2 separate regions of the Homo sapiens genome follow, and region 1 is linked to region 2. A link is a loop called in an ENCODE intact Hi-C map of the cell type or tissue named here. Cell type or tissue: lower leg skin. All regions are shown on one strand. Each heading gives the region's core, and the rest is flanking DNA. Links, peaks and the distances in the headings are about the cores only. Region 1 overlaps SLC7A1 (solute carrier family 7 member 1). Region 2 has its middle 110 kb from the start of SLC7A1.

Region 1 (2,906 bases), core at 160-2,659, 190 kb after region 2:
TAATAAAAAAGGTTGTTGACCTTAGAGGTAAAGTGGAGGTCCGTCTTCTAGTCCTTTCTTTAGCAGGAGAATCGCAACAGAGAAAAATGAGAATGGAGTTCATTTGGCCATTCAGAGCTTAGAATCAAATCCCCACCTACTAAGATGTACCCTTGGGTGTGTTTGTGTGTGTGTTTGGGTGCGGGCTGTGTGTGGGGTGTGGGAGTGGGGGTGGGCACTCCCTCTCTCTTCCCCACACTCGCCCGACGGTCCCTGTCACTCTCAGTTGTGCTGCCTTTACTAGACAGTTTTACTGAACTATTGGAACCGGCGCCACTGCCATGGATTGAAGCCACCTCCTGTCTCTTCAGGTTCCCTTCCTGCCAGTGCTCCCCATCCTGAGCATCTTCGTGAACGTCTATCTCATGATGCAGCTGGACCAGGGCACCTGGGTCCGGTTTGCTGTGTGGATGCTGATAGGTATGTGATGCTGCTGCCAGCACGTCCAAGATCCTGGCTTCCCCTGGGGGTCTCCCTTGTTTCAGATTTCATAACAGAATGACGCACATCCAGTCAGCAGCTTTCTCGAAGATAATGCTGAATCCCTGGTAGGCTGTGAGTCCTCTCCTCCCTGTTAGATACTTTTTGTTTCCATTGCTTCTTGTCCAAACTATTTATTCTTTTGGGCAAGACCTTGATATTAACAGGAACAAGGTGATGAGTCTGCTGCAGATAAGGTACCAGTTATTTTCACCCCAGACAGGAAAGTCTGGCCTGTGCCTCCTGGCCCCCTGGCCTGCCCAGCACCAAATTGGTACGGGCACTAGGCCCAGGCAGGGTGGATGTCATGGGCTCCTCTGTGATTGCGTCTTCTCTGTGGAGGGAGAGTGCTTTGGAGCCTATGGGAGATGCCACTAGGGTGGGGAGCTTCCACATGAGATAGATCACCAGGGGTGGGTGCAGCCTGTAGTCCCACGCCTCTGGGCATCTCACCCCAGGGGCTGGAGGGGAGGATCTCATTTCCTTCCCCTCAGCATCTGAGTCATAGTGCTGATAGCCAGGAAAGTGGCCCTGGCCATTGCCCCTCAGGACCATGTCCCTACAGCCTCGCAGCCCTGAGTTTGCATGCTACGGGCAGATGGCTGCTGCCTCATCTCCCAGGGCCCTCGAGGGGTGCTTTTCCTCCAGGAAATACTTTGCGGCCCACTGTCTGCTGGCAGCCGGGTGGGTCCTCATTCCCTGCAAAGTCCAGCCTGTTAGACAGACGTCTCCTAGAGCCTTTCTGAGAAAAAGCTGCTCACAGCTCACTGGCCACTTCCTCCAGGCCTGGTGAAGGCAGAGGGGCGCCTCTTCCCAGCATCCCTGTCAAAGTCCCTGTGTGCAGGAGCCTGAGCTCCTTTCCTGGGCTGTGGGTGGCTGAGTCCTTGCTTTAAGGCCTGTTTTCCTGTGTCAGCCACACAAGGTGGCCCCAGCCCCTGGGCAGGTGGTAAGAAGCATAGGTCCTGGACCCACCCTGGAGTCCCGTGTGCAGGAACAGGCTGTGGACTCCTATGTGAAGTCCATTCCTGGGGCTCAGTGTCTCCTGCAGTCTGACGCTCAGTTATGTGGAGAAATGGGCAGTGGGACTGTCCAGGCTGAGAGCCTGGAGACCTCCAGCACCTGCGGGAAACCCCATCTCCATAGTGCACATTCTCGATACTCTCGTGGCCTCCGGGGGCATCAGGGGGCTAAGCTGAAGGACCCGATGGCCTCTGGTGGCCCTGGCCCAGCTGCTCTGTCTGCTCAGGAAACACCGCAGCATAAGGCCGTCCAGAGGAACGTAGGGCTTTGCCAGATGTCGAAGCAGACAGTGGCCTTCGTGTGGCAGCTGCTCCAGATGTGGAAAGGTCACAGGGGCCGCTGGCTGCGGGCTCATGCCAGGCAGGGGCAGGCCGCCTGAGAGGGTTTGCTGTGGGACCGCCCTGGGCTCTGAGCCCTGCCTGCGGTGGTGCAACCGGCGGTCTGTTCACGCCCGTCTCTGCTGTCGGCCCGCAGGCTTCATCATCTACTTTGGCTATGGCCTGTGGCACAGCGAGGAGGCGTCCCTGGATGCCGACCAAGCAAGGACTCCTGACGGCAACTTGGACCAGTGCAAGTGACGCACAGCCCCGCCCCCCGGAGGTGGCAGCAGCCCCGAGGGACGCCCCCAGAGGACCGGGAGGCACCCCACCCTCCCCACCAGTGCAACAGAAACCACCTGCGTCCACACCCTCACTGCAGCCAAAGGTGCAATTACTTGACCTGCAGCCCCAGCCCACCCTCGGCTCTGCAGCCGGTTCTCCGGGCCCTGGTCACCTCCAGACAGCTGCCTGGCCGGGGCCACTAGGCTGCGGCTGGCCACTGTGTCTCCTCACTTCTCTGAACAAAGCAGTTCCTCCCCTACCAGCTCAGCCCCGAGCTGCCGCAGCCTCAGGCAGAACGGAGGTCACCTTCTCTCCTTATCTTGGGAACCAGGCCTTCCTCCCGGGGACTGTTCTGGGATTGAAATTGTGCATACTCCAAACTTTCGCAGCCATCTTCCCGCTCAGCCCCAGACACCCAGCAATCAAGCCAGATGAGTACCACAAAACAGTGTGTCCCCAGCAGCTCCCCACCCCAGAGCCAAATGACAGTAGTGCACTTAAAAAGGAAAATCAGGCCTGTTGTCCTTCTCCGGTTGCATTCAGATGGGTCATTAGGGCCGGACCCTGCCTGCCCCTTGGCTTCTCAGGGCTTTGCTCTGACACCATGACAGCTGCCCGGGGCTGAGGGCAGCTGGCTCCACTCAAATGAGGAAGAAGGGATCACTCCCATTAGGGCCTGCTTTGCTTATGCATGTGTGTGCACATGCATGTAAACCAGGGACCTTCAGCTCACGGCCTCCAGGCCTGGGCCAGTTCTTGCTGCTC
Region 2 (2,906 bases), core at 145-2,644:
GGTGTGTGTTCAGCAAGCATTCTTTGTTAAGGCTGTTCTAATTATTAAGAGGAAGGAAATTGGCCAATTCCACCCCTTTATCAGATCCCTCAAAGCCCAGGGCTAATGGATTGGAAACAGAACTGTGAAATAGTCACCTCCACCCCATGAACTCCTGCACTTTCTCACCTCTCTTGTCATTGCAAATGCATTTTCAGTCACTCAGAGACTTTGCCTTGATCGTCTAATTTGTGTAAAATAATGCAAGGTTGGTTTTCTAGATCTAAGGAGCCAGGAGGAAAGAAATTATGATGACGGGCTCTGCCATTGTCTCCTACCAGTAGTCCTGGAGGTCTGGAAGAGCTTCAAGCTACACGTTGCCTTCTCAATCTGCCACTCTCTTGCAGAGTGCTCTGAACAGGAACTATTAATAATTGCTACCCAACTAAAGAGCCCAGTGCAGCCCACAGAATACTTGACAAAAGGCCCAGCCAGGAGAGCTTAACTGGGGACTGGGGAAGAAAGGACCAAATGCTTCTTGCAAGTGACGTCCTCACTACTGCAACGTAACAGGACCCAGCGCACGAGGCATTTGTCTGATCCTCACTCCACCAACAGAAAGCAATTGGCGTGGAACCTCCCTGTCATCAGCTCCCATGCAGTCCTGAATAAACCCTCTCGCCTTGATCCACTCACCCCTCACGCACCTCCTCCCCCATCAGATGGCTTTTTTCTCCCTTTCCTCCAATGCCAAGTTATTTCTACCCCAGGGCCTTTGAACAACCTCCACCTCCCGTCAGATACACTTTTTCTCAGACCTTTGCAGGGCTGGATCCATCTCCTCACTCAAGTCTCAACTCAAACATCACCTCCTCCAAGGCTATGTGGTCTAAATAAATACTCCCACTCCTTCCCTGGTCAATGAGCCTGTTTTGTTTTCTTCATAGCACTTCTCTGTATTTGATATGGTCTTATTCTGTGTTTACAGTTTGTTGCCTGTTTTCGTTTCCCAGGAGGTCAAAGGGCTCTGTTAAGGTATGCACATTGTCAAGTTCCCAAGCGCTAATAAAGAGGGTCTGCAGGAGGCAGAGGAGGAGAGGGAGGACCTGGATGCTGAGGCTGGTGAATGACGTTACTGGGGGAGCTGAGGAGGATTGGGAAGAGCATTCCAGGTGAGGGTATCAGCAGAAACGAAGCTCGGAGGCCTGAATGTTGGTGAGACCGTCAATGCTGAGTGATGACACTGGCCCTTGGCAATGAGACTTGACTGCTACTGCTCTGGCAACTTCAAGTCCTGCCCAGGGTGGATGGGAACGGGGATGAGGAATGCACCCAGGAGGGTTTTGGTGGAGTCCTGGAAGCCTGTGGGAGGCCAGGAAACAGCGATGGCGAAGGAGTGGAGACCCCGGGGTCATCGCTGCGAGCTACAGCACAAGCCCGGGAGCAGGAAATGAGTCACTGGAGGCTCCCAGAGGCAGTCGGCAGGGCGAAACTTTTAAGCCAGATCCCGCAGTAAAGCAAGCCCCGACTCTCCCTGAGAGGGAGGCATTATATAATAACTGTCCGCAGAGGGAGAGGCTGGGTGCGTGCATCAGGAAGGGTGGAAAGACAGCTCTTACTTAATCACAGTGCTGATCCATTGCTCAACTCACAGAATGCATCTTTTCCATCTGCCAGGGGCCAAGAGTTGGGTTATTGGCTCTGCCTCCAGCTGCATCTCAGCGACCGGCATTTCCTTGGTTTTCTGTTTTTATGGGATTAGGCTGCTCACTCCCTCATCTGACTCTTAAGGAAACAGGGAAGATTATCTGATTAATATCTGTAAAGTTCTTTGGAGACCCATTGAGAATGAACCAAAGATTACTGGAATAGCAATACTGTACTTTGAGTTGACATGGCTATTTTTTGAAAAACGTTAAATAGCCTTGCTGATGATGGAGCAGATTTTCTTACAGTATAGTTCAACTTTCATTCTTTAGCCTCCAGAGACGTAAGTTGAACCTGGACCCAGGATCACAGTGATGTTACTTATTCACTTATTGGGTTGTTAATATTTTTAGTACTGAGTTGTAGAGTTCTTGGTATGTTTCAAATATAAATCATTTGTCAGATAAGTATATATATGTGTGTGTGTGTTTGTCCCATATATATCTCCAATTTATGGTTTACCTATTAATTTTCTTGAGCTCTTTTTGATGAGCAGAACTTTTACATTTTATATATGTATATAAATTTATTTCAATAGCTTTTGGGGTACAAATGTTTTTTGGTTACATGGATGAATTGTACAGTGTTGAAGTCTGAGATTTTAGTACATTCGTCACCCCAGTAGTGTACATTGTACCTCATCCACTTCTGAGCCTCCGAAGTACATTATACCACTCTGTATGCCTTTGTGTACCCACAGCTTAGATCGCACTTTTAAGTGAGAACATACCATTTTTGGTTTCCCATTCCTGAGTTACTTCACTTGGAATAATGGCTTCCAGCTCCATACAAGTTGCTGCAAAAGACATTATTTTGTTCTTTTTTATAGCCAAGTAATAGTCCATGGTATTGGCCGGGCGTGGTGGCTCACGCCTGTAATCCCAGCACTTTGGGAGGCCGAGGCAGGTGGATCACCTGAGGTCAGGAGTTTGAGACCAGTCTGGCCAGCATGGTGAAACCCTGTCTCTACTAAAAATACAAAATTTGCCGGGCATAGTGATGTGCATCTGTAATCCCAGCCACTCAGGAGGCTGAGGCAGGAGAATCACTTGAACCTGGGAGGCGGAGGTTGCTGTGAGCTGACATCGCACCATTGCACTCCAGCCTGGGCAAAAAGAGCAAAACTCCATCTCAAAAATAAAAAAAAAAGTAAAAAATAGTCCATGGTATGTGTGTGTGTGTGTATATGTGTATATATATATACATACATACATATATAT

What was found. Peaks named below come from ENCODE experiments on the same cell type or tissue, not always from the same donor. Only the 100,000 strongest peaks of a DNase experiment are listed, where the experiment ranks them.
Region 1: it touches region 2 in a loop (2.8-fold over the local background); 83 of 110 quality-filtered maps call a loop at or near these places.

What each region holds. Positions count from the first base shown.
Region 1 is chr13:29,513,691-29,516,596 of GRCh38, reverse strand. It overlaps SLC7A1 (solute carrier family 7 member 1), which reads left to right. Exons shown (of 13, transcript NM_003045.5): 12 at 351-459; 13 at 2,014-2,906. The coding sequence ends at 2,117. Among named protein-coding and RNA genes, the nearest start is that of MTUS2-AS1, 27 kb to the right of the region's middle. In lower leg skin, for the core only: no CTCF peak of the experiment used is centred there; no DNase peak of the experiment used is centred there.
Region 2 is chr13:29,701,676-29,704,581 of GRCh38, reverse strand. No RefSeq gene overlaps it. Among named protein-coding and RNA genes, the nearest start is that of SLC7A1, 110 kb to the right of the region's middle. RefSeq lists enhancers at 1,387-1,924, 898-2,097. In lower leg skin, for the core only: no CTCF peak of the experiment used is centred there; a DNase peak (open chromatin) is centred at 1,534.